Linked DNA regions of Homo sapiens: all the other regions are linked to region 1. The links are chromatin loops, found by intact Hi-C in ENCODE. Cell type or tissue: GM12878. All regions are shown on one strand. Each heading gives the region's core, and the rest is flanking DNA. Links, peaks and the distances in the headings are about the cores only. Region 1 has its middle 250 kb from the start of LINC00158. Region 2 has its middle 130 kb from the start of LINC00158. Region 3 overlaps LINC01692 (long intergenic non-protein coding RNA 1692). Region 4 overlaps LINC01692 (long intergenic non-protein coding RNA 1692).

Region 1 (7,681 bases), core at 1,694-6,693:
ATTTTTCTCTCCTTTTAATCAGTGATTTTTTTTTTTAGCATCGAACTTCACTAACCATCTCCTTCTCCTTCTCTTCCTTACTATTTTTTTGCATTTCAAACTATATTATTTTATTGTTATATGACAATTTTGATATATTCATCTTCTTTTTTTAGTTTTTTTTTTTTATTTCTCTCCCTTTGAAAAATAAGACATTCTTGGTTTGTTTCTATGCCAGATGCGTTAGGCTGCTGTGCTGCATGATATTCTACAGCTTTTCATTTCATTTTCATTTCATTCATCTCTATTTTCATTGAGCTTTAAAATTGTTATAATCATACTTGAGCTCAGAGCAAACCCGAGGCTCTGAACATTAAATAGTAGTTTGAGCCCAGACAGGGCTCAAAAGAACTATTACCGTAGCACAGCAGATGCACTTCCTGGAAAATGCGGGGTGCCCAGCCTGTGTCTTTCCACTAGTGGATCTCTCAGTTTCCAATACTCTTTCACCTTCTCTCATTGATTTTTTTTTTCAAAATGGATCTCGAACACAATGGAAAAATAAAAATGATTCTCCCATCAGATTGTGTTCAGATACCAAAAAAGACACAAATTGTTGCTGGATGTGATTTTTTGGCAATGACTTGAAGGAAAAATAAATAAAAACATTGGGACATGTGAGTCCCCTAGATCATACCTGCTGGTCTCCTGTTTATCAGTTTATTTTCACGCCTTCCAGCTAACTGCACAATGCCTTCAGTACAGTTGTTAGCAGTGAAAAATTTCTCCACAAGAAGCAGATGATTTGTGCAAACTTATTACCCTTACTTCTCCACCTCCATTTCTTTTTATTCTCTTCCTGTCTCAGATCCATTAGCAATGAGAAGACTTTGAGTAAATCAGAAATCATTAATTCTTAAGGAGATGCTTAAGGCTCATACTGTGGTGCTTGCAATGTATCTGTGTTATTTTTCATGACTGGGAAATACAGGGAGGACCAATAGATTATAAGAAGTCTCAGATTTACTCAGCCTAAGTCAGAGATTCCATTTAAGGTACGTTAAGATCCGAGTCACATGAAAATGAAGGGTTATGAAGCTACCTCTATTAAATACAAAGTATAAAGGTTTTTTTTTTTTATTGCTCTTTAGGCACAGATTATTAATGCTGTAATGACACTAAAGAGTATTAAATGCAAATTTGCAAGGCTCTAAAGGGCTTTATTAGGATAAGCAACATTTTATTGAGTCAATTCAGTTGCTATTTTAATGAAAATGTAGAAAATAAATCTCAGTAGAAGCCACCACAGATGTTGTATCCTGTATTCTGGGGGATAGGCAACTGAACTTCATGGTGAGGGAGGAAAACCTGGAGGGAGAAGAGAAGGGTGAGAAGAAATGCAATTTTATGACTTTAATATGTATTTCAGAATGATTTACCCCCAAATTACTTATTGCAGCTGGCTAATAAACAATTCCCTGCTTTCTGATGCTAAATTGAATCTTCTACCACTTATAAGTAAAAGTTGAAAGGTATTGCCTTTATTTTGTAGGTTAAAAAACCCACATTTTTAGTTTGAAAGTCAAATGAGAAAAGGATGAAGACAAAAGGGAAGGAAGAAAGGAAAGATGGAGCAACAGCTTTTTGGTTTTGGCGTAGTGCCTAAGAAGGCTGGTAGATAAGGCAAGAACCTAAGGTTTTAGTCATGGGATCTACTCTTTATTAAGAATGTGCTCTTAGGCAATTCAGTTAACATTTTGGATTTCAGGGTTTTTTTTTTCTTTAAAACAAGACTAAGATCACATTCCTTTGTGTAGTTCTATCATACTGTAGAGAAATAAGCACCATTGGCTACCCTATGCTAAATACCCATAGTCTTTCTAGGCATTGGGACAACCAAAAACCTTACCACACATTTCAGAATGCTTTCTTGGCAACATTTTGGAAACCACTGGGCCCTAGTTGACCTCTAAGGTTTATTTCAGCTTTAAAAATACTACAATGCTTGTAGGCTACTTATAGAAAACCATGTAATTTATTGTCCAAATGAGAAAACTTTAGGGAGCACAAGTCAGCATTATCAACAATTACACTGGGAAACAGGAGTAAAATCCAAACGTATAATTAACCTGAACATGTTGGTAATTGATTTTGGTGACTCTTTTTAAAAGCAGTTTGATTAAAATGATACAAAAGAAAGATGTGAAAATCAAAAAAGTATTATGAACCAATGAGCCAAGTAACCACTACCTAGATCAAAAGTTAAAATATTGGCCAGGCACGGTGGCTCATGTCTGTAATCCTGGCATTTTGGACGGCCAAGGGGGCAGAATCTCTTGGGCCTAGGAGTTCTAGACCAGCCTGGGCAATATGGTGAGACCCTGTCTCTAAAAAATAAAATAAAATAAAATTAGCTGAGCGTGGTGGCACATGCCTGTGGTCTTAGCTACTCTGGGTGGCTGAGGTGAGAGGATGGCTTGAGCCCCAGAGATAGAGGCTGCAATTAGTGATGAGCCCACCACTGCACTCCAGCTTGGGTGTCAGGCTGAGACCCTGTCTCTGAAGAAAAAAAGAAAAAGAAAAAATTAAAATATCAATATTACCCACACAAGCTCTCCTCATGACCCTTCTCAAATATTACTCCAATCTCTCATTCCCCCCAAAGATAGCCACGATACAGATTTTTACACCATTACTTCTTTTGGTTATTTTTCTTTTATTATGAAAGTGATATGCATTTCTTATAAAAACAACTTATGCTTGAATTGCATAAAGTAAAAAACTAAGGTCTTCTCCCATCGCAAATTTTATTTTTTCTGCAGAAACTACACTTTAAACTATGCTTGTACAAATAATACACACACTTTTTCTTCCAAAATTGATATTATACATATATATTATTATGCAATTTGCTATACTTATTATAGACATATTCTGGCTTCCACATATGTCAGGAATGGCAGCTATGAATATTATTAACAGATTCAAAGATACTGCTGTTTTCTCCCATTCTGGGGGTGGGAGCATATGAACGCTGGACGAGAGAGCCTTGAAGGAGGGTAGGTCAAAGGTAGAGTGAATCCTGTTTTTTCTGAGACATCTTGTTCTTTCATAGATTTTTAAAAAAATCAATGAAATCTATTTTTTTAAAAATCCTAGCAGAGAAATACTGGGGCTGGTGGGCCCTTATATTTCCTGACTGGGAGAGGGACTGGGGGAAGTGAAAAGTCTAAAGGAATCAGACCTACATTCTAGCTCTGTCATTCACTGCTTCTGGGACCTTAGGTCTCTGGAATAAAATGAGGGTTATAATTCCTGTCTGTAGCAAGAGGCTTTAAAGATAATTTTTATAATATGTAATAGATCCATTAGTTGTATACGATCTTAATTTGACTCAACCCCCACAAATTTTGTGCTTTTCTTAACATCAACTAAGAGTATAGGACGACAAAGAAGGAGTGATGATTTGTTATAAGTTGCTTAGGTTTTACATAAAACTTGATAAAATTAGAAGCTATGTAAAATATACTCCAGATATACTCAGGGTTATTAAGTTAGAGGTTAAAGAAAACTAAACTTTACTCTTTATTTTGGTGTTTTAAATCAGGGCCCATGCATTTTAAAGGTTTGCTGAGGTGGTAAATGTATTTTTATGGGTTTATTTAGAATGGAATGTTTCATATTGGGTCATTAACCCAAAAACAGCTGTTGTAAGAGGGTTGCGAAGCCCAGAGGAACAATTATTATTATTTTCAGTGGTATTTGTCATGGCAGTGATATAAGCCCTAAAGATAGAACATGATTTTTGGTGCTGTTGAAGTAAATTCAAGAGTAATCAGATTATAGCTGATGTAATTTAGATGTTTGGAGGTGGGGAATTTTCTGATAGCAAAATCTAATATATGTAGCTCCCAAAATGAAAGCCTCTCTCCACAGATGACCTTCGCCAAGGGAAACATTTTCAATGTGGTCATAGTGACAACTTATAACTTATAAACTTATTTTCCTGGAAGGTTTTGGTTTGAAGATGACTTTGGATTTTGAATCTGGCCTGAAATAAAAGTGTGCGTTGGGGAAAATAAAGGCCTTTTTCTCTATACTTTAACATCTTTCAGTTTAAATTGACCTCCACATCACTTAACAATAGCTTCCATTTTCCATTTGTTACTCATTTCATGCGTGATAAGCATCATTATAGACACTTTGTAGTTTCTCACATGTACTGACAGAAAAGAGAACTAAAGCCTGGAAGAGTAACTTATGCAAAGTTAGTGACACGGTTAATAAATCATAAGACCAGAATTAAATTCTAGATATGAGTCAAGGGCTTTCAGCCCCTATGCTGTGATCCCTGTTTTGTATCCCAACTACATACAAATGAGTCATTCTCTAGAGCTTGCTGGTGAGCTGTTTTGTGGCTTTTCATTTTAGTGTCCCCACAGCACCAAATAGGTATCTAAATGTTTCTTAAATCCAATTTTCCAGAGCTACTAATTCCTCATCTCTATTAGGGAAAGAATGAAGGTTTAAACTACAACTACTCAGGTTTCCAAAAAGGAGGAAGTACTTAAGCTCTTGAATTATTTCAGAAGCCTTGAAATAATCACCCTTCAGATGGCACTGGGATATAATTCCTTTCCTCCTCTTGATTTCCTCCCTCATTTCTGCAACAAAACAAAGAGGTAGCCTCTCTGTGTTCCTGATATCATCCCAGTAGGAATCTTTACTTATAATGATGTTATATTTTATTAATACTGGAAAGTCTTTTGCAAACATGATGGAGTCCATTTGGTTAACTTTGTGTTGAACTCCTAAAACTCGACCTCTTGCAAAGTGGTCTGAGTATTTTCCTTCTCTTTTTGAGGGCATCTTGAAACAACTTACAATGATAGGTACAAATAGAAGAACTAAACCTTATTAGTGACTTATTACCTGACTGAATATACAGTGTGTAGGTTTAAAGCAGGTGCTAAGTTCTTGCTTTGAAAGCAAGAAGTGACCGAGAGAGGTGGCTCACACTTGTCATCCCAGCACTTTGGGAGGTTGAGGTGGGTGGATCATTTGAGGTCAGGATTTTGAGACCAGCCTGGCAAACATGGTGAAACTCCACCTATACTAAAAATACAAAAATTAGTTGGGAGTGTTACACACACCTATAGTCCCAGCTACTCAGGAGCCTGAGGCAGAAGAATCACTTAAACCCAGGAGGTAGAGATTGCAGTGAGCCGAAATTGCACCATTGCACTCCAGCCTGGGCCACAGAGCAAGAGTTGGTCTCAAAAAAAGAAAAAAAAAAGAAAGAAAAAAAGCAAGCAAGCAAGCAGCATTTTGTTTTACACACAGAAAATGGCCCTCTGTTGTAGTCCATGTTCTTCTCCAAAATCCGAGCAATTCCTGTGGCATTAACCAATCTTTCCCTCAAAGTTGTCAGGAAATATTATTTTATGTTCCTTTACTGGAACTGTATGTTTTTCAGAACACTTATCTTCAATATTCAACATGTATAAAAATCTTCTAATAAATGCTACTTATCAGTTTAGATAGCTATCTACCCCCCATTTTAAAAATAAAATTTGTCTGTGCAGCTTTTCCCATTATCCACCGCACCGCAACTACTTCAAACGTGCTCTCTTTTTATATTTCAGATCCTTCCACTTCCTGTCTGGTTCCCTTTGATCCCAGCCTCTCTGACATCACTGGAGAAATGCCAGCCTATGGAAGACAACCTCTGAGTCTCCTGGTGCCAAAACCAAGAACTTACTTGCATCTACATGTAAATCAGATTTTCCCTTGGGCAGCATGGAGCAAATCCCACTGTGAAAAGGTTTCCTCCGTCTTCCTCTTTGTCAGGTAAAAAAACACTTAACTGTCTTCTGCATATTTAACTTCTCTCTGTCCACTCATGCCTTGCTTCATTTATACATGTTCAAGTCTTTCTCATCTAAGGCATGAAACAAAGCAGCCTACAAAACAAACATCAAATTAAGTTAATAAACCTGTGCTTGCATCTGGCCGATCGCTGGAACTTGTGTTTGCATTATCATTCTTCAGCTCCCAGAAATCAGTCCTGTGTTCCTACTAACACTCTCTTCGCCAAGGGAAACATTTTCAATGTCGTCATACTGACAACTTATAACTTATAAACTTATTTTCCTGGAAGGTTTTGGTTTGAAGATGACTTTGGATTCCCCTCCGTAGTAACTCCATGATCAACATGTTGCCAGATTTAGTGCTGTTAAGCGCTGCTTAGGTGTCAGATAAAAAATGAGATAGTTGCACTTTGGGAGGCTGAGGCCAGTGGATTACCTGAGGTCAGGAGTTCGAGACCAGTCTGGCCAACATGGTGAAACCCTGTCTCTACTAAAAATACAAAAATTAGCCAGGCATGATGGTGGGCACCTGTAGTTCCAGGTACTCAGGAGGCTGAGGCAGGAGAATAGCTTGAATCCGGGAAGTGGAGGTTGCACTGAGCTGAGATCGCACCACTGCACTCTAGCCTGAGCAACAGAGCGAAACTCTGTCTCAAAAAAAAAAAAAAAAAAAATAGTTGTACTAAATTTAGGGATTTTTTTTTCCCCCTCCTATCATTCTGGTTATTTGTTCTCTGTTTCCTTAGAAAGCTCCATGCTTCTATTTTCTGTTCTAAATCAGCATTGGAGTTTCTCCTGATAAAAGAAAAACTGCAGGTGAATTAAATTTAAAGGAGTTTAATTGAGCAACCAATGATTCGTGAATCAGGCAGCCCACAGCAGATTCACAGCAGATTCACAGAGACTTCAGCACAGCCACATGGTGGAAGAAGAATTACAGACAAAAAAAGGGAAATGCCATATAGGAATTGGAAGTGAGGTACAGAGCAGCTGGATTGGTTACAGGTTGGCGTTTGCCTTATTCGAACACAGTTTGAACACTCAGCAGTGTATGAATGGTTGAAATATCGCCACTGGAATTGGCCAAGTCTCAGCTATTGTTACAAACACATACTCCTAAATTAGGTTTTCAGTCTTATCTACCTATTAAGCTAGGTTGCAGTTCCTCCAAAAGGACTCAACTACAGAAGTACGGAGTCCTTCTTAGGCCATATTTAGTTCACTTCAACGCTCCCTATGGAATATTTTAGAAATGTAGTGCTTTTAGTTGTCACATTTGAGGTGTTGGGCTATCAGCTTTATTAACAAGAATGGACCAGAGATGATACATCTTTCAAAACCCTTGTAGAGACTGGTACAGTGAAGAACTTGCCCAGGTTTCATGTAACTTTCAAATGTCCTGCCTGATATACACGTAAGTGACAGGGAAGGGGATGCTAAACCTAATTATAAATAAGTGACCTTTTTGTTTTAAATATAAACAAAGCATTTTTTTTGTTTACTTGTGTCATTTTCATATGCCCTGAAATTTCCAGCATTGAAACAACTGTGGTACTTGACAAAGAGTGTATATGGTATAATTAAGAAGTTTACTCAAGAATTTCTTACCATTTTGAAAAGTTATGTTCCCAGAGGCGGTGTTCCTTGTGGAATCAAAATCATTTATAAACCATGATTTATTAAGTCTGTAGATGCCGTGCTCACCATGTCCTATGTAGAGAATAAATATTATTCACTAGTATTTTCTTAAAAATGTGCATTTGCATATTGAAGCATTATAAAGCACCTCTTTGTTGTTTCTTCTCTATAGTTATGGTATTGTATTATTTTCT
Region 2 (7,681 bases), core at 845-5,844, 120 kb before region 1:
GGGAAAGAGAACATATACTGTCTACTGACTGTCTTTAATAGGAACTCTGTTTGGAGATTACATCTGTTTGCTTCTATTTTTATATAAAATTGAGTGAAATCTGCCCTTCCTGGTCCATAGATCCCTAAGGTACATGAGTTATCAAGACCAAAACTTATGCTTTATTCAGAGGATTAAGACCAATTGCAGATAAAATCCTCTGTTGCTTGCTCACCCCCATCCTCAAAGCCAGCTCTGCAGCTTAGGCCTGGCACCTTCTCTGACCGAATCTGCTGCCTTCAGATGACATCCAGGCATTGGCCTGGCACTGCATTTGGCAAATTATGTAAAAGTTGAGTTGCATGTTTGCCTTTTTGTGTCTCTAAAATTTTGTCTCATTCTGAAAATAGGAAGTATAAGTATGATATGGTCTGGACAGATAAAGTAGCTCAAGTTCGACAAATGTGCAGTACATGAATTAACTTTTGTATCCCTATCAAACACTTAAGGAGTATGCAAAATTTTGTATGCATTTACTATATTTGTTTTTCTGGGAAAATGATCTGTAATTTTATTATATCTTCAAGGGTATCTGAGATATAAAATCAATTAAGAACTACTGATACAATACAAAAATTCAACCATCTATAGAAAAATTCCAAAATAATTACTAATAAAAAGATACAGTGTTTCAAGGTACATCAAGAATGTATTTAGTCTGAGAAGATCTATAAAAATTAAACCTCAACCAAACCAACAAATTAAAAATACCCAAAATTTAATACATTGCATTATTCTCTATTTGAAAGAAAATCGAGAACTGATTTTGAAAGTAAAACACAATAATAACTTTTCAGTATGCCTCTAATATTTGAGTCAGAAAGAAGACTCTGACTCAAAAACCCAAGAATCTGCCTATGAAAAGTTACATTTGGTGGTCAATGCCTGAGGAAATCAACATAAAGATCACACAGCTCATTCTAATTTCTCTGTGTCCATACTCACCAAGCAATCTTTTGATAACAGTTTGTCTTTCAGGGTAGATATTTATGCACACAGGTAAACAATATACTACATAGTGGATATGAGAATTTGCTTTCCTTAGTAGTTGAAATTCTCAATGCAAATGATCAAGTTGGCATCTGGCTTACATATCCTTCCATGAATTTGGTTAGTATCAGTCTTATTTCGAAGGTGATATTTTTCTGTTTCAGCCCACTCTTCTTGAAGCACAAATTCCTCAAAGACACAGTAAGTCCAGAATACCATATAAATGGTACAAATAAAATGTTCAGGGTCTAATACTTAGTATTAAAAATGCTAACCTAAACATGTTTCTGCTTTGGAAAGAATGATGCAGTCATGGAAAAATTATCCACCAAGAAAATCTTGTCAATAGCTTTTTTAAAGTTTAGAATATGCATGCAATTCACAATTCTCAGTCAGCTCCTCATATTTTAAAGGGGCCTCAGAAGTCGAAGGTGTTTTAATGGATTAATGCATGGATTAAAATCTGGAAACCGTTCTTCATGCACACTAAATTTTCTTGTAATTCAGCAACAAACATTTAAGGCTATTTGTCAGTTATCTTAAGCTTTACAAAGCCCTGAAGATGTAGAAAATGCCGGCTCATTCGGGTGCCCCGATCTTCCAGGAAGTGCTCTTTATCGGAAAAAAAATTTTCTAGGAAATTAGATGTTAATGAAGAATGTGGTTCTACACAGGACAGTGTGTGAAGTAACAAGGACAGATTAGCCTCAGGGTAGAGCAAATCTGACCTGGGAGCAGGAAGCCAATCACTGTGACATCTGCATGACAGCAGGGGACTCCAGACAACATCATATAGGCCTTAGCATTTGCATATTGTTCATGGTCAATATACCATTTTAAAGATACTTTCTTAGATTTGAAAGGGAGGTTAATAACATAACGAGGTTCAAGTAAGATTAAAAAATAGACCCAGGAGGCGGAGGTTGCAGGGAGCCAAGACTATGCCATTGCACTCCAGCCTAGGGAACAGAGCAAGACTCTGTCTCAAAACAAAAAACAAAAAACAAAAAAAGATTAAAAAATAGTATTTCACAGTTACAAAAAGATAAAATTTATTATCGTACTTGTGTGTGTGTTTTTAACAACATGGTCTGATTCTTGATACATATCATCAGTCACTTACAGTAATATGAGAGAGGAGTAAGAGCATCTAAGAGGAATGCCAACTTGATACCACTACAGTTAAAGTGAATCATAAAAGTGTTGACATTTTTTAAACAGGGAGATTCATGGCAAATTTGATTCACTTATTCAGTATTTTAATACTTATACGTTAGTTTCTTAATATCTGTCTCATAATACATCTGAGACTTAGCTACTTGGGGGCGATTATTTTGTCTATGTGAACTCTGTCTAAAAAAAGAAAAAAACTGGTTATCTAAAACCTTGACTTGAGAACAGACTTACATAAAGTTTTTGAAGGTAAATGATCCATCAGATCCAATTGCAGGAAGCAATAAGGAGAGAACACTTTTTGCACTTTGTGTATATTAATGGTGTGGTGCAGCTATACTGAAGTGGGAGAATGAATGTTATTTATGGTCATAACCTGGTACTTTCCTAATTGCCTGCTTCATTTTGAAATTGTGTTCTATTTCATACTTTAGAGTCAATGTTGCCGAGGGCATCGTGCTTCATTTTGAAATTGTGTTCTATTTCATACTTTAGAGTCAATGTTGCCGAGGGCATCGTGAGTGGTTATTTCCTGTTTCAAAAATGAACATATGAGAAGTACTGGGGAAATGGACAGGCAATTAGCATCTCCTGGAATAAAGTGAAAAACAAAATGAATGATTGATATATAATTAGACAGTAGAGATGATTCACTAATCATTCATTTATTTACTCAGGTAGTACATACATATGAACTTGATACCTGTACCTTTATTATTAATACATACATTAGTCCAGGTCATTCACTCAACTACTTCACGAATACATATTGAGTTTTTACTGTGTGATGTGGTTGCATATTTTGTATTGTAAACTTCCAGAGAATATCCTCATACTGCAACACCTGTAAAATCAGCACATATGGTTTTGTGTTTTCAGATGATAACGATGATGATTATCATGATAGAAAATAGTGAAAAAATCCTCTTAAAGTATAATGTTGAAGAATGACACAGAAAAGAGAGTGAAAAATAAAGCTCTTATTATTTTTCAGGAGAGGGAATGATTACCACTGAGGTAAGATCATGCAGAAGTATAGAAATACTTTGTGTTATCTTTAGAAACTTGCTAGTGTAATCTTAAATGTTGCGAAATAATCCATTATATGTCGATGCCACAATTTACTTAGTCATTCTTATTGATCACAATATAACATATATCTTGGGGTATAAATATTTGCCAGTTTCAGCTTTAAGTCAGCATACATTCTCAGAAGTGGAACTTTGGCTCAAAGGGCATGGTTAATTTTATGGCTCTTTAGATATAACATCTCACTGATTTCTAGATATTTGCACCTCTTGGTACTCAAACCAGCAGTGTATGGTGAAGATTAACATAGACTTGAGTGACTAAGAAGGAAAAAGAAAAGTCACACCTAGTATATACCTACTGCCCCAGACACAATGCTTTCACACATATTACATTATTTAAATATCACAGCTGCTTTGTGGAACATTTTGTGGTTGAAGTTAAGACTTGAAAAATAGCTTGAATGGTGCATACATTTGGAAAAGGTGAAAAGAATGAGGAAGTACCTTCCAGATGGCAGAAACTCCTGGAACAAGAAGTTGTGAACAAATATAGTCCTGTGGTCTTTGAGGTGACCTCAAAATAGCATCCCTACTTCTTCTGTGTGTTCTGACCCAACTGAAAAGTAAGACAGCAGTAAGGCACAGAGGAACAAAATGTCCCTTGTGTGGTCAAGGGTTTTCTAAAACTAAAATCCCCAAATGAGTCAGCAAAGATAAGTGTTCCCACTCCATCCCAGTCCACTCCACTACCACTTCACATAGGGGCAGGGCCCTTTGAAATTTAAGGTATGGGATAAAAGAGGAAAAAGTATGTGTTCTGCAGGTAGCAGAAAGGAGCTGGACTGTGGCTCACTGATTACTCCTTCTAATCTCAGCAATCAATACATTATTCCTTATTGTAAGGAAACGGAATGAGTAAAAGGGTGAGGAAAGGCTAGGCTTCTTGTAGCTAGAAAAGTTCCCTTCATGTGGAAGGCAAAATCAGGAGTGGGGAATAAGTAGTTGCCATCCTACCACAGGGGAACTTGAGGAATTGTGCAAAGACTGGTCTGGCTAATGTTCATGTCAGGAGTGACTAGAGGGTTGAGTTGTGGACCATTTTAAGCGTCATAGTGAGGGATCAGCTTCTGTCTTTGGGTGCCTCTGGTGATTACTGAACAGTAGAGATACAACATAGCTTTTCCATCTCTTTTGTATTATAATTGTCTCTTGAAAATCCTCAGCTTGTTGAATTCCATGCTAATGGAGTGTTTTATTTTATTTTACTTTACTTTTTTAAAGTTCGGGGGTACATGTACAAGATGTGCAGGTTTGTTACGCAGGTAAACATGTGGCATGGTGGTTTGCTGCACCTATCAACTCATCACCTAGGTATTAAGCCCAGCATGCATTTCATTCTTTTCTCTAATGCTTTTATCCCTGCTTCCCTGATAGGCCCCAGTGTGTGGTGTTCCCCTCCTTGTGTCCATATGTTCTCATTGTTCAGCTCCCACTTATAAGTGAGAACATGTGGTGTTCGGCTTTCTGTTCCTGTGTTAGTTTGCTGAGGATAGTGGCTTCTAGCTTCATCCATGTCCCTGCAAAAGACATGATCTTGGTCCTTTTTATGGCTGCATAGTATTCCATTGTGTATATGTACCATATTTTCTTTATCCAGTCTATCACTGATGGGCATTTGGATTGATTCCATGTCTTTGCTATTGTGAGTAGTGCTGCAATGAACATATGCGTGCATGTGTCTTTATAATGGAATGATTTATATTCCTTTGGATATATACCCAATAATGGGATTGCTGGGTCAAGTGGTATTTCTGGTTCTAAATCTTTGAGGAATCACCACATTGTCTTCCACAATGGTTGAACTAATTTACACTCCCACCAACAGTGTAAAAGCTTTCCTATTTCTCCTCAACCTTGCCAGCATCTGTCGTTTCTTGACAGGGTGAGACTCAATCTCAAAAACAAACAAAAAACAAACAAAAAATAATGGAGTGTTTTAAGTAAACATTCTAGTTTATGCCAGGTCTTAAGTAAACATTCTAGTTTGTCTTGGACTGGGTCCTGCCTCAGGTGGCATTCTCTCTTCCACTATGATCTGCTTCTGTGGGCCAAAATCAACAAAACAACAACTGGCAATAAAATAATTCCACTATAGAAATTATTCTAAAAATATGGTTCAGAATTATGAATAGTTAGTGGCCACAGACAAGGAAAAATTACAAATTTAATCATTAGGGTGAGGTAGCAGGGTGCTTCTTGCAACAAACCGGTACTCATTTGGTCATTACTGATCTTCCCGTCTGAAAAGAGATAATTCTAAAGAGAATTCAGTTTGCCTGTCACGTACAGTTCACAGATCACAAGTTACAGATGATGTCTTCTGGGAAGAGCATCTGAGTAGGAGAACGATGTTGGCTCCAGAAATCAAAAGGAAATGATGAATTTTCTTTGACTTTTTGGTTAAAGTATAAAGCTGCCCTCAGCAGCAAATGACTTCACATAGGTGCCCCTTAAAGGGTCAGATATAGATTCTCTTCCAATTTATGTCTGTAACAGCTGTAAAATGTTAAGACATAGTCTTTATTGCCATGGACAATCACCTGTGCTTTGTGGCTTTGTTACAACCTAAACATCACCCCCAAGCCTTGGACTCTTCGCATTCTGTGAAGCAGGTCCACTGTGCACTGGCTAACAACTTGTTCGAGTCCAGTGAGACAAAACGTTCTTATATGCAACAAGATGCATGAAGCCAGTTTATTACTTACAGATGGGCAGCAAGGGATAACAGAAACCAAGGACTCATTGAGAGTCAGTCGCTCAAGGCTCAGGAAAGCTGCCTGGGATGGGTGGAGTCTTGAGTACATATGCCCTGCTTGCATTGCACATGAGGAAGCCTGAAAAGCTCCCTTTGCAGGATTATACACTTCAGGGTCACGTGACTTGCTGTGATAAGGCATCGAAGGACATCCTGTTCAAGGGTAGGGGACTGGAACAGAGCCCAGGATGTTCTGGCCAGTTCCTTTCTACCTCAAGATGTTGCATTCCTTGCACATTCTATGGTTATTCTTGAGAACTGCAAGTGAGAAAATGGGGAGAACTGGGTCTGTCCAAGGCTACCTGAAGAACAGTCTTACAAGTTCCTGTAGATAATCAGGACAATGCATTCATTAGCCATATGTTTTACAACATTATTGTTGAGTATGTTTGAGAATAGTATTTTCTCCATTACATTAAAGAATGCTGCTCTGAATCCTTGGGATTTATGAATGTGGACCATGAAAGCCCAGGGGCTCCTGCATGGAGTTAGTCTTCCTGCTATTCATTTGGGTGGATGCAGATGGTTCAGTGGAGTTCAGTCTTGAGTTTTTCTCAGTAAGGCCAGCTGGAAGGAGAAGTGGCTATGAGTGCTTATAGCTGCCTCACTGTGCTCAAATGAAGCTCCCTGTCTTCTCCCCAGGCAGATGCTCTTCAGTAGAGGATATGTCTGTCTACATCTGGCATTTTCACAGTGTCATTTACATTCTCCTCACAGTAGTAATTTTCATCTGCTGTCTTCCCAGTATTTTCCAGAGCCACTCTTGGGATTTAGCCCATATTTCCAGAAATCCCTCAGCGACAACTGCTCTCTATCCCGGAATATAAAGTGATATGTGGTTTGTAAATATAACATTTACAATTTGCTACAAAATGCAGCATTTTCCTACTCCTCCTCATTTTCATCCTCCTCCTCTTTCTTCTCCTTTTTCTTCTGGTGAAAGAAGTAACAAAAATAACCACACTTCTTTTCATCTTGGCACATTGTTAAAGATTATTTTCCCAGCCTTGCTAAGGAAATGGCAGACTTTGGATGCACTGTTTTAATATGAGAAAGGGAGGATATTACTGATGACGTAAGCCAGGGCTCTTAAAATATTTTTAAAAGCATTTTGTCAACCAGGACTCTTAAAGTATTTTTTTCTATATTTGTGAAAAAACAGGTATATAGTTACAGAAACTATGCCTGAGAAAGAAGCCCAACATGTACTCTTATTCTGGTTTAGGACAGTTAAACTCCAAAATGTTTTTAGTTGTGTTTCACTTAATGGCAGGGAGACAATGCTGGCACTTGATTTTTATATCCATCACATGAGAAAATCTGAAGGCAATTAAGCACTGAATTTTCCCATTGTACTGCAATTACAGGAAGACCTGTGTTACCTAGCTGTGCACTGAACCCCATGAAATGCAATGTTCCAGAGCTGTCAAAATGTCTTATTTCTTGCCTTTAATTCAGGGACCTAATTGTGGTCAATCTAGCTATTATGTTGTGCTATGCTTCATTTATAAGCATACAGCAGAAAGGCTAATAATTTTGGATTTAACTCAAAGGGCTCTTGTAAACATCCACCTAGCTCTATGTACCTTTCTTTAAACATGACTTATGGTATGTTTGCTAAAGAAAAATGGGG
Region 3 (7,681 bases), core at 1,465-6,464, 220 kb after region 1:
TAGGGCTGAGGAGGCAAGAATGGAGTGTTGGGCATCTGACAAGATACACTTCCTGCATTTAACCTCTGTCCTTCAATATCTACCTTATTTTGTAACTACCAGCAGAATGGGAAAGGCTGAATAACTAACTGCTAAATTTTAACAAATCTCTGTGAAGTGTCATGTCATTTTTCTCTAAAAGTCAAAGTGATAAAATCACTGAAGCATAGGAAAATGACATTAGAGACGTCACCTCCTTTAACTGTATAAATCACTCTCTAGGTTTTAGCTGCTCATTATAAATCTCATCAGTCAGTAATACCTGTTATGTATATAACAGTGAATATATAATTTATCATTCAAATTTGGCTTTTTGTGAGTGACCATGGGCACTATTAAATAAAAATCAGTCTGCAAGGCAGGCATGAAGCAGAACTCTGCGAAGGAAAACTGAAATTGTGTTTATCCTACTTATAATGATATTTAATAGAGGTAGTCACATAGTCACTAACAGATAAGGTTCTAGAATCACAGGGAATTGGGTTTGTATTCCAGTGTTCAGGAGACAGCTGTTTGACCTTGGGGACATCACTGAACTTCTCTAACTTTATTCCCCAAATCAGCATAGTGTAGCTATCACTGGTTTTAATCTCATAGAACTATTATGAGGATTCATTGAGGTCAAATGTATAAGTTGGTTTCCTTAGATGTTATGTATGTAATGAATTCAAATGTTATGAAAATAGAGGCATAAGATTAGTGAGCCTCTTCATATTTAAAATAACAAAGGAATGTATTAAAATGAACGTAAAAATGACAAAGTAAAATATAAAATGTGTCCACAAATATGATGGTACTAAAAATTGGTTCTAATTTCTTTCTTTTTTTTTTGAGACGGAGTTTCGCTCTTGTTGCCCAGGCTGGAGTGCAACGGCGCGATCTTGGCTCACTGCAATCTCCGCCTCCCAGGTTCAAGCCATTCTCCTGCCACAGCTTCCCAAGTAACTGGGATTACAGGCATGTGCCACCATGCCTGGCTAATTCTGTATTTTTAGTAGAGACAGGGTTTGTCCATGTTGGTCAGGCTGGTCTGGAACTCCTGACCTCAGGTGATCCGCCCGTCTGGGCCTCTCAAAGTGCTGGGATTACAGGCTTGAGCCACCGTGCCCAGCCTTCTAATTTCTTTATGTATAAGTACATGACTAGATAGCAGAACTAGAGATAATAATATCTTAATATATGATAGAAATGGCTTTTAGTGCTTTTTCTATATTAACTAACTTAATCCCTTCAACAACTCTATGAAGAGCTATTCTTGTGGGGAAATTGAGACACAAAGGTATTAAGAAGCCTTTTCTTTTCTTTGTTTTTTTTTTTTTTTTTCTTTTTTAAGACAGGGTCTCACTCTATTGCCCAGGCTGGAGTGCAGAGGCATGATCTCGGCTCACTGCAACCTCCACCTCCCAGGTAAAAGCAATTCTCCTGCCTCAGCCTCCCCAGTAGCTGGGACTACAGGTGCATACTGCCACACCCAGCTAATTTCTGTTATTTTTTTTAGTAGAGACAGGGTTTTACCATGTTGGCCAGGCTGGTCTTGAACTCCTGACCTCAGTTGATCCACCCATCTTGGCCTGCCAAAGTGCTGAGATTATAGGCATGAGCCTGGCCAAGGAGGCTTTTCAAGGTCACCTAAGAGGTAATTGTCAAAGCAGAGATTTACACCCAGGCGATTTGGTGTCTTAACCTTTAGGATATTCAGACTCTCGGTATGAATAGAAATGAAACAACTCTATAACAAATTTGGAATTAGAGAAATAAATATTTTTAATAAGTTTTAAAAAAATCTGACTTTTGCTTACAGTGAAGAAAACCAGATTTATTTTCCAATCTTAAAATAATAGAAAACCAAACAAAATATATGAAACAACGGTTTTTGTTGTTATGCTTTCATTTTTGTTTTTATATTGAACAACGGAAATATGCAGTACAGGAAAGTGATTCCTGAATAAGAGAAAACAAATGAGTTAAGCCCCATCATTGCCTCAGCTTACTGCTTTAATAGAGTTCCTACGCTTAAATACAAAACACAGAGAACTGAACAGAGATTAGTGGTCCTGCTGAGTTGAGGAGACATTTGGAGTTCAGAAGACCAAGGTAGTTAAAATTTATAAGAAAAAATTTGGAGAGTAGAGAGATTGACAGCCCTGGATATTTGCAATGAGGAAAACCTCTTCTTTTTATCCCAATACTGAAATTTGCCTGCATGAGACAGCATTGTCTTAGGTGAAGAAAACAAGTATTGAAGAGAAATAATGCTTGTAACTCCTCAGAAGAGTTCTATACTGAGTGATTTTTTTGATCATCCTAACAAATTAACAATTCTAACTTAGAAGCAGTTGTTGAAAAGGATCCAACTGGTCCCAGGTATCTTAACTGTGATCTAATGCAAAGCCCGACAATATTTAAAGGACTACAAAAAACATTCAGAAAACAAAAACATAAATTCTACCATGCCCAACACCCAAACAAAAATTGACAGGCATGAAAGGAAGTAGAAAAATATAATCCATAACAGAGAAAAATCAATAAACAGAAATAGGCTTTCAAATGTAAGGTATTATAGAATTAGCAGAAAAGAACACTAAAACATCTATTAGATGTATAATTCATATTTTTAAAATGTATAAAAATAATGAGTAGTAAGATGTGAAAAGAATTAAATTGAATTTTTAGAGATAAAATACACTATCTGAAATAAAAAATACATTGGAAGATATTAACAGAAGATTAGAAACTGTAGAATAAAATATCAATAAATATAAATACATAGAAATGTAAATTATTCAGATGAAACACAGAAAGGAAAAACCAACAAATATTAGCAGGGCTTTTATAGGCTACTACTGAGCTACTACTAACAGGTTACTTTTGGGTAAAACAATTTGAGGCAGTTATCAATATACTGAATTGGACAAATAATAGTTAACTGTGAAAATCTAACTGAATTATGTAAAGAGAACAAATATATATATATATATATATATATAAATAAAATTTATTTTAACAAAGTCTATGCAGCAGATTTTGGACTCAATTCTTTGCCCTTAAGGTAAGAATGTTGCCATTCTGTTGAGCATAAGAAGGGGGTCTTTACATGGGAATTATATCTTTGTGGGTTTTTAAGTGTTTTTTCTAAATAGTATGTCAGAATAGTGAGGAGTTTTGGATAAAGAGAGTTTAGCTCACAGAAAGATAAAGAGACAGAATTGTCAAAAGAAGGAGGGGGAGCTCTGGAAAGGAAAAAAAGTTTTAGTTAGCTTTGAGACAGTATTTTGTAGCAAGGCAGTCTTTGAGTCCTGAATGGTTCTTTGTTTCCTAGCCTCAAGATATCAATGCGATAAGCATATCTTGTTTAAAATGTAAAATTTTATAGCAGCAATCTTTTATTCTAGTTTTAAAACAACAGGTGGTTTGAATGATCCCTATAATGTTTAAACATGTTACCAATCAGAGTCCCAGAAAATGTCTTGGCATGGCTTTAAACTTTCTCAGGTTGAGTTTATCCAAAGCCTTAAGGTGCAGGAATTTTCCCTATAGTTTTTAAATGTAAAGCTTACCTGGGTACCTGAAGGCAGCTGGTCAGAGACCATCCCCTCGGGACATGGATTACTCATTGCAGGGACCTGACAAAGGTGTCCCTTCTGATACCCTTAGTGTGAGCATTACAGCAAAACCTGAAATGTGAGCACACCCCAGGAAGCACGAGTGTACCCACAAATTGCAAGTGTACCCTACAAAATGTGAGTGGACCCCACAGGGCTGATAGAGCCTAATGAACTGGCTTCCTGAAGAAAAGTTTTCAAGGCTTCAACCTAAAAATGGGAGATCTTAAATCCTAGAAAGCAGCCAGAAGATAACTGAGTTCAAGGGACTCTTGTAGGCATCAGGTGTTGTTCCAGATGTGGCTGGGAAGGAGCTTGGGGGCCACTTCTGATCCCATCGTTGTCCCCAAAGAAATGTTAACAAAAGTCATGAGATTTGCAGAGGGAAAAGGAGTAGCTTTAATTTCTATATTAAAAAAAAATCTGCAAACTGGGGAAGCAAAGCCTTCAGTGTAAGTGAAATGTGTTCTCTAAAGAGGGTAGGGTGAGGCTGATGTTTATGCCTTACATGGTCTGTTTTGCATAATTGGGTCATACGTTTTCAGCGGGTTTGGGGAAAATCTATGTATATTTATGAGGGAAGTCAGGCACATGCACAATGGGTAAACAGATATGTAACATACACTCTATGTTCACTTTGTGGTTGAGTTTTAGTATTAAAATGAGGGGGAGTTTAGCTGACTACATTAAAAGGTGAACTACAGAGTTCAAAGCATTTTGTGTACATCCTGTGTAAGGCGGCCGAAACTGGCTTGAGGTTTGTGGTTGTGTATCAGGAAAGAATGTTTGAAGGACCAATACCCTGTCTAATCAGAATTTGTGATGGGACTGCAGAACCGGAGGGGAAACAGTAGGATAAGGGGCAAAGCCTGGGTTGGATAGTCTTTCAATAGAAACTACAAGTCTTTCAATTAGGAGGTTCCAGGTGTCAGCTGAGCTTGTGAGGGTCAGAGGGGACACTCTAGCTGTAGTTGTTTTGACAAGGCTCTTTAGGAACTGGTTTCTGCTTAATTACAGGAAAGAAAATTTCGTGACAGTACTGAGTAACACAGGGATATGTGACCAGCTCCTCACCCTGCCATGACCCTTTGATTCTGTTTGGTTGTGCCTCATGTTAGCCATGAAGAGTTCATCTTGCCTGTCTGTTGGGGTATATTTTAATATGATCAAATAGGAAAGAAAACAGTGTTCTTCAGCTGATGAATGGCTAGACAAATTGTAGTGAACTAACCTGCTATTATCTTCTTTTTTTTTTTTTTTTTGAGATGGAGTCTCGCTCTGTCGCCCAGGCTGGAGTGCAGTGGCGCAATCTTGGCTCACTGTAATCTCTGCTTCCCAGGTTCAAGTGATTCCCCTGCCTCAGTCTCCCAAGTAGCTGGGATTACAGGCACGCGACACAATGCCCAGCTAATTTTTTGTATTTTTAGTAGAGACGGGGTTTCACTATGTTGGCCAGGATGGTCTTGATCTCCTGATCTCATGATCCACCCACCTCGTGATCCACCCGCCTTGTGATCCACCCTCCCAAAGTGCTGGGATTACAGGCGTGAGCACCGTGCCGGGCCCTAACCTGCTATTATCTTAATGTTCATGTGTCCCTAAGATTCATATGTTGAAATCCTCACTCCCAAGGTGATGGTATTAGGAAACTGATCCATCGGGAGGTTACTAGGTGTTTAGGCAGAGCTCTTGTGAATGGGATTAGTGCCCTTGTAAAACAGGGTCTAGGGAGATCCTTACATCTTCAACCATGTGAGGTTATAGTGAAAAAGCAGCTGTTTAGGAAGTGAGCCCTTAGTAGACACCAATCTGCAGACACCTTGATCTTGGATTTCCAGCCCTAGAACAGTGAGAAATAAACTTCTCTTGTTTATAAGCAAGCCAGTTTAGAGTATTTTTTTTATAGCAGCCCAAACGGGCTAAGCTACCATTCAATGGAATGTTACCAGTGATAAAAAGAGATGAACAAATATAAATATCAACATGGTTAAATTTCAAAAGCATTATAGGAAGTGAAAGAAGTGAAACACAAATGGCTGCAAACTATATGGTTTTGTTTATGTAAAAATATTTTTTACAAGGCAAAACTATTATTTTAGAAAGAATAGAGTTTGCCAGTTTCAGGGAGGTAGGGAAAGCTAATTGACAGGAAAGAGCTAAGTAGTACAATTTTGGGGGTGACGAAGCTATTTTGCTAGTATTACTGACCATACATATGTTGAATTTTATACCAAAAATTGGTACATTTTATTCTAAAATTATGGCTGAACAAAGCTGATTTAAAAATTTAGGTAAGCATAATATTAAATATTTGGAGGTGACTAAAGAAATATGTAACCAAAAAACCCATAATAAAATGCAGAAATGAATATACGTAGCAAATTAATCATGCTACATATTGATGAGATTATCACAAACTAGAATATTTTGATAAGAATTTGAAATTTAAATTATAGTCACAAATAGTAAATATGAAAACATTGCCTATTAAAATATGCTTTTTTAATAGAAAATACCAATGACATTGACCCAAATAAATATATCAGGTCCGAAGTCATCATTTCTCAAATCGTAAATAAAATCATTTAAAAAGTGAAGAAATAAGCTTAAGTAAAAAAGACTTATTAATTAAAAACCCCAAATTGAATGAAATTATGAATTAGCTAAAAGAGAATGTGTGGGCTTCAATGTGCATCATTAATTTTAAGTGAAAATAGAAACATTAAGTGTAATATATCACAGTACAATAAAGTGCCATCAAAATTTCTGTCATTTTGACACATCATTTGAAAATGTAGGCAAAAACATGTGAAAAATTGCTTAAAACTCTTTGCCATCTGGGCAATATCAAACAAATAATACTTTAAAAAAAAGAGTAAAAGGTTAGGATATTTTTTATATGGCTCTGGAATGTATAAGTAAAAATAAATTGGAAGTAAATTGGAGGACATTAAAAGAACTATATATTCATTGGCCTTAAAATATAAAAGTGCCAACTAACATCTTAAACTATTGACCTGTATTTCTACCTGAAATCTACAAAATAAAAAGTTGATAAATTTCTAGAGTTGAATCCCAAACACTTAGTCAGCATATGTATGGAATAGCCAGGATTGAAGCTGTCTGAGACAGTTAGAGATAGACTCTGCAGCAGGCAACTCTAACTACTACACCGCACCAATCAACTTTCGGGAATGCTAATTAGACATGCTTGGCTAAGTTGAACAAAATTCCAACATAAGCTTTTAATGAAAGGCTAAATTTCCTAATACATACTTACTATGTTTCAGATAGGAGAATGGAAATGGGTAAAATATTTTCTATGAAACCCTATTCTTACATATTTTTTGCATATCATGTTCCTGGGTTCAATATCTTTCATTCACTACAGTTTTCATATTTGACCATATTTTCCCCAACATTTGTTTATTAAACGGGTAAGAGGAAAAACTAGCCTAGCTTCATTCTACATTCATTTCTCCTGCACTACTTATACACACAATGAATAGCTAGTAAACTATAGAGCTACAGTATTAATTTTAAAAGACAGTTTCACTGCATAAGATGCAAGAATCCAATAACTGGTGCCCTAAACATGAGTGGAATATTAGAGAACTAATGAAGAAAAACTTAAAAGTCTACTTTTCTCCGTCAAAGACATTGATGTCAATTTCACCATGCTTTGAAAATTTCATGTTTATTATTTTTCTGATGTTTATATCTTCTCTCTTACTCTGTCCTTGCCTGGATCTCACTAGTCCTTTTCTAATACTTCACACTAGATTGTAAACTTCATGATAGCTAGTGTATCTTATTCATTGCTTTCAGAGAAAATCTTAATAAAATAATATTTTTAATCGATGGTAACAACCAGTGTCTTTAACAAAACTAAGAAATGTGATTTGTTCAAGGGCTATAGCTTTTGTATCAAAGTCTGAATTGTATTCTAAGAAAGTAACTATAATAATCAGATCTAGACTTCTGGATTTGTTCACTAATATGGCACATTTGGTCAATAAAATATTGATTATAGTATTGAT
Region 4 (7,681 bases), core at 1,686-6,685, 280 kb after region 1:
TATTTTGCTGATTATCAGTCAGTAAAAATCTTTTCCCCACTAGAGTTAGAAACAACCAATGTGCAGACAGAAGAATAATTTACTGTAGAATGTGTAAATAATCATTATTTAGAAAGTATTCTAAAAACAAATTATGGAGCAGAAATTATTCTAAAAACAAATTATGGAGCAGAAATAATTTATCTTCAAGATAATAAGAATATCACATTTTTCTAATTTTATTATGCTTATCTAATTTTATTTTCTAATTTAAGTGTTTGAGAAGTTTGTTTATTTGGTTTGTTGTTAAGATTTGGTGTTTCTGTTCTCCAAGAAAAAAATTTAAAACTTCATAGTGACATTAAATAATCCATAAACAGATCCCCATTAATAGTTGCTTCTTTATAAAATTGCTCATCGAGGAAAACAGCTACTTATTTAAATTAGATTTACAGAACTCAAACATAAGTAATCCATAGAAACGGTCTGTTAATCTGCAAATTTGCAGAAACCATTTCTAGAACATTATCAGTGACTCAGATATGTACAGTTCCAAAATCAAGTAAACTTCAAGGCAATTAAGTAAAACTCTTTTTATCTAACAGCTGTACAATGAGCTGCTATGGTTATTGAGACAGTCTGATTAAAGCAATATTAGAGCATATTTTAAAAATCACACTGAGAGTAATTCAATGTGGTTTAGTAGGCACTTCTATATTTTGTAGTGACCAAGGGATAGATAAATGAGTGAATGACATGCAGCAAAGTAGACACAAAAAGGTAGAAGATTACATTTGTGATGTATTTACATGGCAAATGAAATCTCTTTTACCATCTGATATGGTTTGGCTGTGTCCACACCCCAAATTTCATCTTGAATTGCCATCTAAACTGTAGTCTCCACCTGTCTCGGGAGGGACCTGTGGGGGATGTTTGGATCATGGAGGTGGTTTCCCCCCATGCTGTTCTTGTGAGAGTGAGTGAGTTCTCATGAGATCTGATGGTTTCATCAGCAGTGGTTTCCTCTTTCTGTCTCTCTGTCTGTCTCTCTGTCTGTCTGTCTCTCTGTCTGTCTCTCTCTCTCTCTTTCCGTCTCTCTCTCTCTCTCTCTCTCACCTGCCACCCTGTAATATGTGCCTGCTTCACCTTCTGCCATGATTGTAAGTTTCCTGAGGCCTCCCCATCCATGTGAAACTGTGAGTTAATTAAACCTTTTTTCTTTATAAATTACCCAGTTTCAGGCAGCTCTGTGTAAAAACAGACTAATACACCATCTTAATGTCAACTGATTTTTCTGAAAATTTTAAAATAGAATATAGTGGAGATGGTGATTTTCCTGCTACTTAAGAAATGGTTTTATGAACTTGAATTTTGCACATGCCTTTTTAATGGAAGAAGCTATAGAGTACAATAATATTTGTGATGTAAATTCTCTGAGCAAAATCCATTTTGAGTATCTATCTAATAATAAGAAAACATTTACAAGTATACATATAAACACACATATGCATACATGTATTATGTATATGTACATGTAATATACTGAGGTCAACTACATGAAGGTCATTAAGTGTTTTATATATAACATGTACTTAATTATCAAAACTCTATTCATTTAATAATAATATTTTACAAACAAATATGAGGCTTAGGGGAACCAGCTGAATTTCTGAAAATTACACCCCTATAAGTGGGAAAGACAGAACGAACACATAGTTTATCTAACTCAGAGGATGAGCTCTTAATGCTATAGCATTCCTCCTCTTTCCTAGGCTCTGTCAAATCACTTCCATAGAATTTTATTTGTTTAAGATCTGTCCGCAAACACAAAAAAAGACTAGCAGTTCTTCACTTAATTACAGATTTTTAGTAATCATAACACATTAAGGTTGACAGATGCAGACATGTTAGCCAGCTCTTCCTCATTCTTATAAATTATGAATTAAAGCAGCAATGCTATCAGATGCATGGCTTCGATAGCACTGTTAGAATTATATGATGTCAGTTTTATTTTAATCAAACTTTCAACCAAAGTCTTAATATTTCCATTGCACATTTGTACAATGGACTTCATTTGCTTTTATAAGTTTTTGAGTTAAGTTACATCACTGGAATCCAAAGAATACAGAGTGGTAGAAATCATCTTTTGCTTCATCTAACTTCATCTACCTCCACAGAGAAGAGGAAACAAAAATTCAGAGCTCAATAATTTACCATGTCAATAAATAACTAAACTTCTCTGCTAAGAATGTAAGTCTGTGGAAATAACCCTGGACTTTAGAAACCACTGTTCCAGATGCATAATGTTTTTTAGAAATACCTTACTCGAATATTAAAACTAAGCACTGTCTTTCAGCCTAGAATTCTAGGAATGGATAATTAGCAATGAAACCAAATTTTTAATTACATGTTTTGTTTTATAATGTTAGCTGATACTCACATTTAGGAAGGAACCCAAAGAAATATAGCCAGTATTTAGGAGGGAACTCAAAGAAAATTAAAAATATTTTAAATATATCGAACTTTATTTATGCATTGTGTTTAGAGTTTGCACTTTAAGATTTTCTTATCCTGCTATTTGTTTTTTAAGCCAAAGATTTCTTGTGCCAGACTGATGGAAACTGTGGTAAGAAAAAACTGGGGTAAAAAAATTGAAAAAGTTTTGAATCAAGAGGCTTTTCCTTAGAGCAGAAGCATTCCTGATTCACAGGTGATGCTAATGCTTTCTGATCACCCATAATTTGATCTTTCTAAAGGTCCTATGATTACAGGTTTTTCTGTGATAAATTCAATCTCAGATTACTCATATATCAAATTAGAAACGCCAGATGCATCTTCTCTTTTGGACAAACTCTTGATGTATAATTGCCTTTCCAATAATGCATGTCTCCTTATATCAGTCTTTATATTCTGCGAAAAAAAATCAGCCCTTGTTTGTATGTTCTAATTATCTGGTTTGGCAAGAAATTCAAACTGAAGCAATCTTTGCCTTTGCACAATAAATTTATTGCTTTGTTAAGGAAAACATTATTTTTTCTTTTACTTATATAATAAAGCACAATAAACAAATCTGAAGTCATACTATACTATATATCTATTTAAACGGAATTGTATTTTGTATTACAACTGCTCTTAAAATAATAAATTAGAAAAATAAAATGCATTCCAAGCACAGATTTCAGGGTCAAGTTGCTTTTCTAATGGTAATAAGTTGTATATATGTAGCAGCTTCTTTCTAAGACTCTCAAAGGGCTTTATCATGCTAAGGTTGAAATTCAATTTATGTAATTTCAAATCAAATATAATTATCTCTACATTTGAGATGAGAAGATTGCTTTGTTTTATAGTACTTTAATGAATAATTGTAGCTTTGTTTATAGCTTCAACTTCTGGATTGCTTTTAAAGCTCAACAATTATATTTAAAAGTCCAGACTCTATTTTTTAACTTCTATTAACTTCATCTAATTCACTAAAGACTTTGTTCCCCTTTCCCTGAATGCCTGTCATTAATCACTTTGAATTCCACCTCTGCAGAGCTTAACTATCTAACACTCTACTGCCTCAGTCTGTCTTGTTATCATTTATCTTTCCTTCCCCTCCAAGTTACCTATCTATCCACTGCCATGGACACTGTTAAGGTTTGAATGTTGGTGTGCCCCACAGATTCTTATGTTGAAATGTAATAGCCATTGTGACAGTGTTAAGAGGTGGAGGCTTTAGGAGGTGATGAGGGCATGACTGGAATTAGTGGTCTTGTAAAAGATGCTTGAGAAACCCTGTTTGTCCCTTCCACCGTGTGAGGATGCAGCAAGATGGTGCCAACTGTGAAGGAGAGAGCAAGCCCTCAACAGACACTGTGTCTGCTGGCAACTTGATCTTACACTTTCCAGCCACCAGAATGTGAACAATACATTTCTGCTGTTTACAAATGACCCAGTCTAAGGCATTTTGTTACAGCAGCTCAAATGGACTAAGACAGCCCCCTGCTGGATGTATCATCTTCAGATTTTGGGCTACCTTTGGAATTTTATTTCTAGAAGTTTGTTTCCCAACTGCAACCTCTTATCTTCCATAATACTTGCTTAAAAATCTCAATATCTCAATTATTTAATTTCATTGTAAGTTTTAGGCCATTATTCTCATGCTATTTTCATGATGATTTAGTATCTTTTGGCATTCCTTTTTTCTTTTGTCTAACCTAGATTCCATTACGCAACATTATAATTCCTGTTGTAAATACCCTTGGCCACTATATATTACAATCACTATTACTATCACAGTTGTTCTCCCTGAGTCCTCACAAATTTCATCTCCACTCCCCTAGTGAAAGCCACCATCAGCTCTGTTATCTTACTGTTACAGCCACGGAAAGGGTCTTCCCACTTTTTATATAACTCTGCAATATCAACACAGCAAACTGAATGACTTTTCAAAAATATAAATTGCACAATTTATCTTTTATGTTTATGAAGGGCCAACGTTTGCTTATTACTTGAAATAAAATATGAATTCATGTCTGTCTTCGATATCATCCAATGTGATATACTCTGAAGCTAAACTGAACTTCTCTTAATTTCTTCACATTAACCAAGGGCTACCACACTTTTCTGGACTGCTCTTCCCCCTGTGGTTCCTATAACTATCTTTTTCTTGATTTTTTTTCTTTTTGAGATGGAGTTTTGCTCTTGCCCCCAGGGCTGGAGTGCAATGGTGCCATCTCCGCTCACTGAAACTTCCGCTTCCTGGGTTTAAGCAATTCTCCCGCCTCAGCCTCCTGAGTAGCTGGGATTACAGGTGCTCACCACCAAGCCCAGCTAATTTTTGCATTTTTAGTAGAGATGAGGTTTCGTTTTGTTGGTTAGGCTGGTCTCAAACTCCTGATCTCATGTGATCCACCTGCCTCAGCCTCCCAAAGTGCTGGTATTATAGGTGTGAGCCACTGCACCTGGCCATTCTTCTTGATTTTTAAATCTCCCATTCAATATTGCTTCCACAGAAAAGCCAGTTCCAGTCACCTTTCTAAAGTAAACATGTGCACATTACCCACTATTTGTTTTCTCTGTTTATTTGAATTTTCTATTCATTTGTTTTCTTTCATAACATATAAAACAAACAGTAAACATAAACTAATAAACTGGGATAATGTGTACTTCTGTCATCTTCATATTCCCCATGCCCAGCATATTGCCTGGTAAAAAGAAACATCCAAAAATATTTGTTTACTAAACGTCACTAAAGCAATTTTAGGATGGCTTAGAAATTCTAAGCTGTTGGGTTCATGCTATGATCATGTAGCATTTAAGACCAAATCTTACCTCATGGGGTCAAAATAAAAAAAGTATAATAAATTTCCTACCCTTTATTTACCTAGAATAACCAATACCATGTTTTCCTGCACTGTGATCCATGATAATATTTTCGCCTGGAGTATCAAATCAATTGTGTCAGAGTATTATTAATACTTTAATTTGATCTGCTTATGTCCTCATGAGATGAGCTATTAAAGTCTGTAATCAGTCCCAAATAAATTTGCTTCTGCATGGTTTACATGGACTGCAAAACAGTATTTATTAAAATAAATATTCACTGTTTATACATATTCAAAACATACAGTCACATTTAGGTTATGGAAAATAATTGTTAAAATTATAGATTTTCAAATTTTTACCTAAAATATAAATGAATATTATATTTTTCCACTTTTATAAAATTGAGAGTAGAAAATCTAACTGTGCTATCAGTAGTAATTAAAAAAAAGAGGCATAAGAATTTAGCATTGTCATCAAAATAGGTAATTCTAGAATTACATAAATAATATGTAAGCATATTATACTGCATGCTCATTAGCCCTAACATGATAAACAGCTTAAAATAAAAAATAAAAAAAGAAGTGGTGTTGGAAACATAAAAAATAAGTACTTGAAATTCTTGTTATCTTAATAAGTTTAATATTTCTTAAATTTACGTATGTGCCATGCACTTGTACAAAATATGAATACTAAAAACACTTTTTTAAAAAATACTAAATCAATACATTTTAGTTAGGAAATTTAAAATATATATATTAAGAAATAAAAGAATGTTGATGATTAAGTTGCTCAGATTATTTTAATTATAATTTAACTGTGGAATAATCTAATATTTGACTGATTTTTCTGGTTAAGAGAGTGAATTGAGGCCAGGCACAGTGGCTCATGCCTGTAATCATAACTTTGGGAGGCCGAGGTGGGTGGATCACCTGAGGCTGGAAGTTCGAGACCAGCCTGGCCAACATGGTGAAGTTCTGTCTCTACTAAAAATACAAAAAATTAGCTGGCTTTGGTGGTGGGCACCTGTAATCCTAGCTATTTGGAAGGCTGAGGCAGGAGAATTATTTGAACCTGGGAAGCAAAAGTTGCAGTGAGCTGAGATCATGCCACTGTGCTCCAGCCTGGGCAGCAGAGCAAGACTCCATCTCAAATTAAAATAAATAATTCTATTATAAAGACACATGCACACATATGTTTACTGTGGCACTGTTCACAATATCAAAGACTTGATAACAACCCAAATGCCCATCAGTGATAGACTGGATAAAGAAAATGTGGCACATATACACCATGGAATACTATGCAGCCATAAAAAAGGATGAGTTCATGTCCTTTGCAGGGACATGGATGAAGCTGGAAACCATCATTCTCAGCGAACTAACACAAGAACAGAAAACCAAACACCATGTGTTCTCATTCAAAAGTGGGAGTTGAACAATTAGAACACATGGACACAGGGAGGGGAACATCAACACCAGGGCTTGTTAGTGGGTGGGGGGCTGGGGAGGGATAGCATTAGGAGAAATACCTAATGTAGATGATGGGTTGATGGGTGCCGCAAACCACCATGGCACATGTATACCTATGTAATAAACCTGCACGTTCTGCACTTGTACCCCAGAGCTTAAAGTAAAATAAAAAATAAATAAAAATATAATAAAATAATATTAAAAAAAGAGTGAATTGAAAGGACTAAATTTGCAGACTCAGAATGAACACAAACAATGGAACATTGCATTAGTCTATTATAACAGATTAGCAGTGTAGCTTAAAGTGCTTAAACTGCTCAGGAAGTTTAAGCTGCATTTAATGCAATATAATGAAGGCTATAGCACATTCAAAAGTTGGATTACATTGACTGACAACCATTAATGGTTGTTTGAATTGACTAGTCAATGTAATCCAACTTTTGAATATACTATAGCCTTCATTATATTTAAATATATAGAATACTCTTTTAGCATTATGCCAAAATAGAAGTTATGGGAGATGTGGAAGATATGAAGGGGCTTAAACTTTTCTCAACAATAAACGTCAGCCAGTGAGGAGGCTCGATGTCTTCACTTTAGTCTCTTCTAGTCTTGTTTTCATAAGAAATTCATAAATTCTCCTATTTATGTAATAAATAGGGTTAGGAAAGTTTAAAAAATAAAATAAAATGCCTCCCCTACCTTTGAAAAATAAAACAGTTGACTGTCTTATTATTTTTCCTATGTATTTTTGATTGAAACATATCTGCTACTAAGTAATGCAAAAAATTTTTAGTGTTTTGAAATAACAAACCAAGGCACAAGTGTGAGAATTCAGTTAGAGAGATCTCTTTATTAACAGGGGATTTACAAATCTACAACTTGCCATAGTGCCTGATAAGAATAGAAATAGGAAAAGTCCT

What was found. A loop is a pair of places that touch in the nucleus more often than their neighbours do. Peaks named below come from ENCODE experiments on the same cell type or tissue, not always from the same donor. Only the 100,000 strongest peaks of a DNase experiment are listed, where the experiment ranks them.
Region 2: it touches region 1 in a loop (5-fold over the local background); 1 of 110 quality-filtered maps calls a loop at or near these places.
Region 3: a loop joins it to region 1, with 2.7 times the contacts of the local background. A loop is called at or near these places in 1 of 110 quality-filtered maps.
Region 4: it touches region 1 in a loop (4-fold over the local background); 1 of 110 quality-filtered maps calls a loop at or near these places.

The regions. Positions count from the first base shown.
Region 1 is chr21:25,173,389-25,181,069 of GRCh38, reverse strand. No RefSeq gene overlaps it. Among named protein-coding and RNA genes, the nearest start is that of LINC00158, 250 kb to the left of the region's middle. In GM12878, for the core only: no CTCF peak of the experiment used is centred there; DNase peaks (open chromatin) are centred at 4,289 and 4,878; H3K27ac peaks cover 609 bases.
Region 2 is chr21:25,294,905-25,302,585 of GRCh38, reverse strand. No RefSeq gene overlaps it. Among named protein-coding and RNA genes, the nearest start is that of LINC00158, 130 kb to the left of the region's middle. RefSeq lists an enhancer at 3,639-3,688. In GM12878, for the core only: no CTCF peak of the experiment used is centred there; a DNase peak (open chromatin) is centred at 3,715; H3K27ac peaks cover 1,086 bases.
Region 3 is chr21:24,952,436-24,960,116 of GRCh38, reverse strand. All of the region lies in intron 2 of LINC01692 (long intergenic non-protein coding RNA 1692), which reads right to left. Among named protein-coding and RNA genes, the nearest start is that of LINC01692, 120 kb to the right of the region's middle. RefSeq lists an enhancer at 4,539-4,588. In GM12878, for the core only: no CTCF peak of the experiment used is centred there; a DNase peak (open chromatin) is centred at 4,366.
Region 4 is chr21:24,892,605-24,900,285 of GRCh38, reverse strand. The region is part of intron 2 of LINC01692 (long intergenic non-protein coding RNA 1692); the gene reads right to left. Among named protein-coding and RNA genes, the nearest start is that of LINC01692, 56 kb to the right of the region's middle. In GM12878, for the core only: a CTCF peak has its summit at 3,943 (motif pointing left); a DNase peak (open chromatin) is centred at 3,815.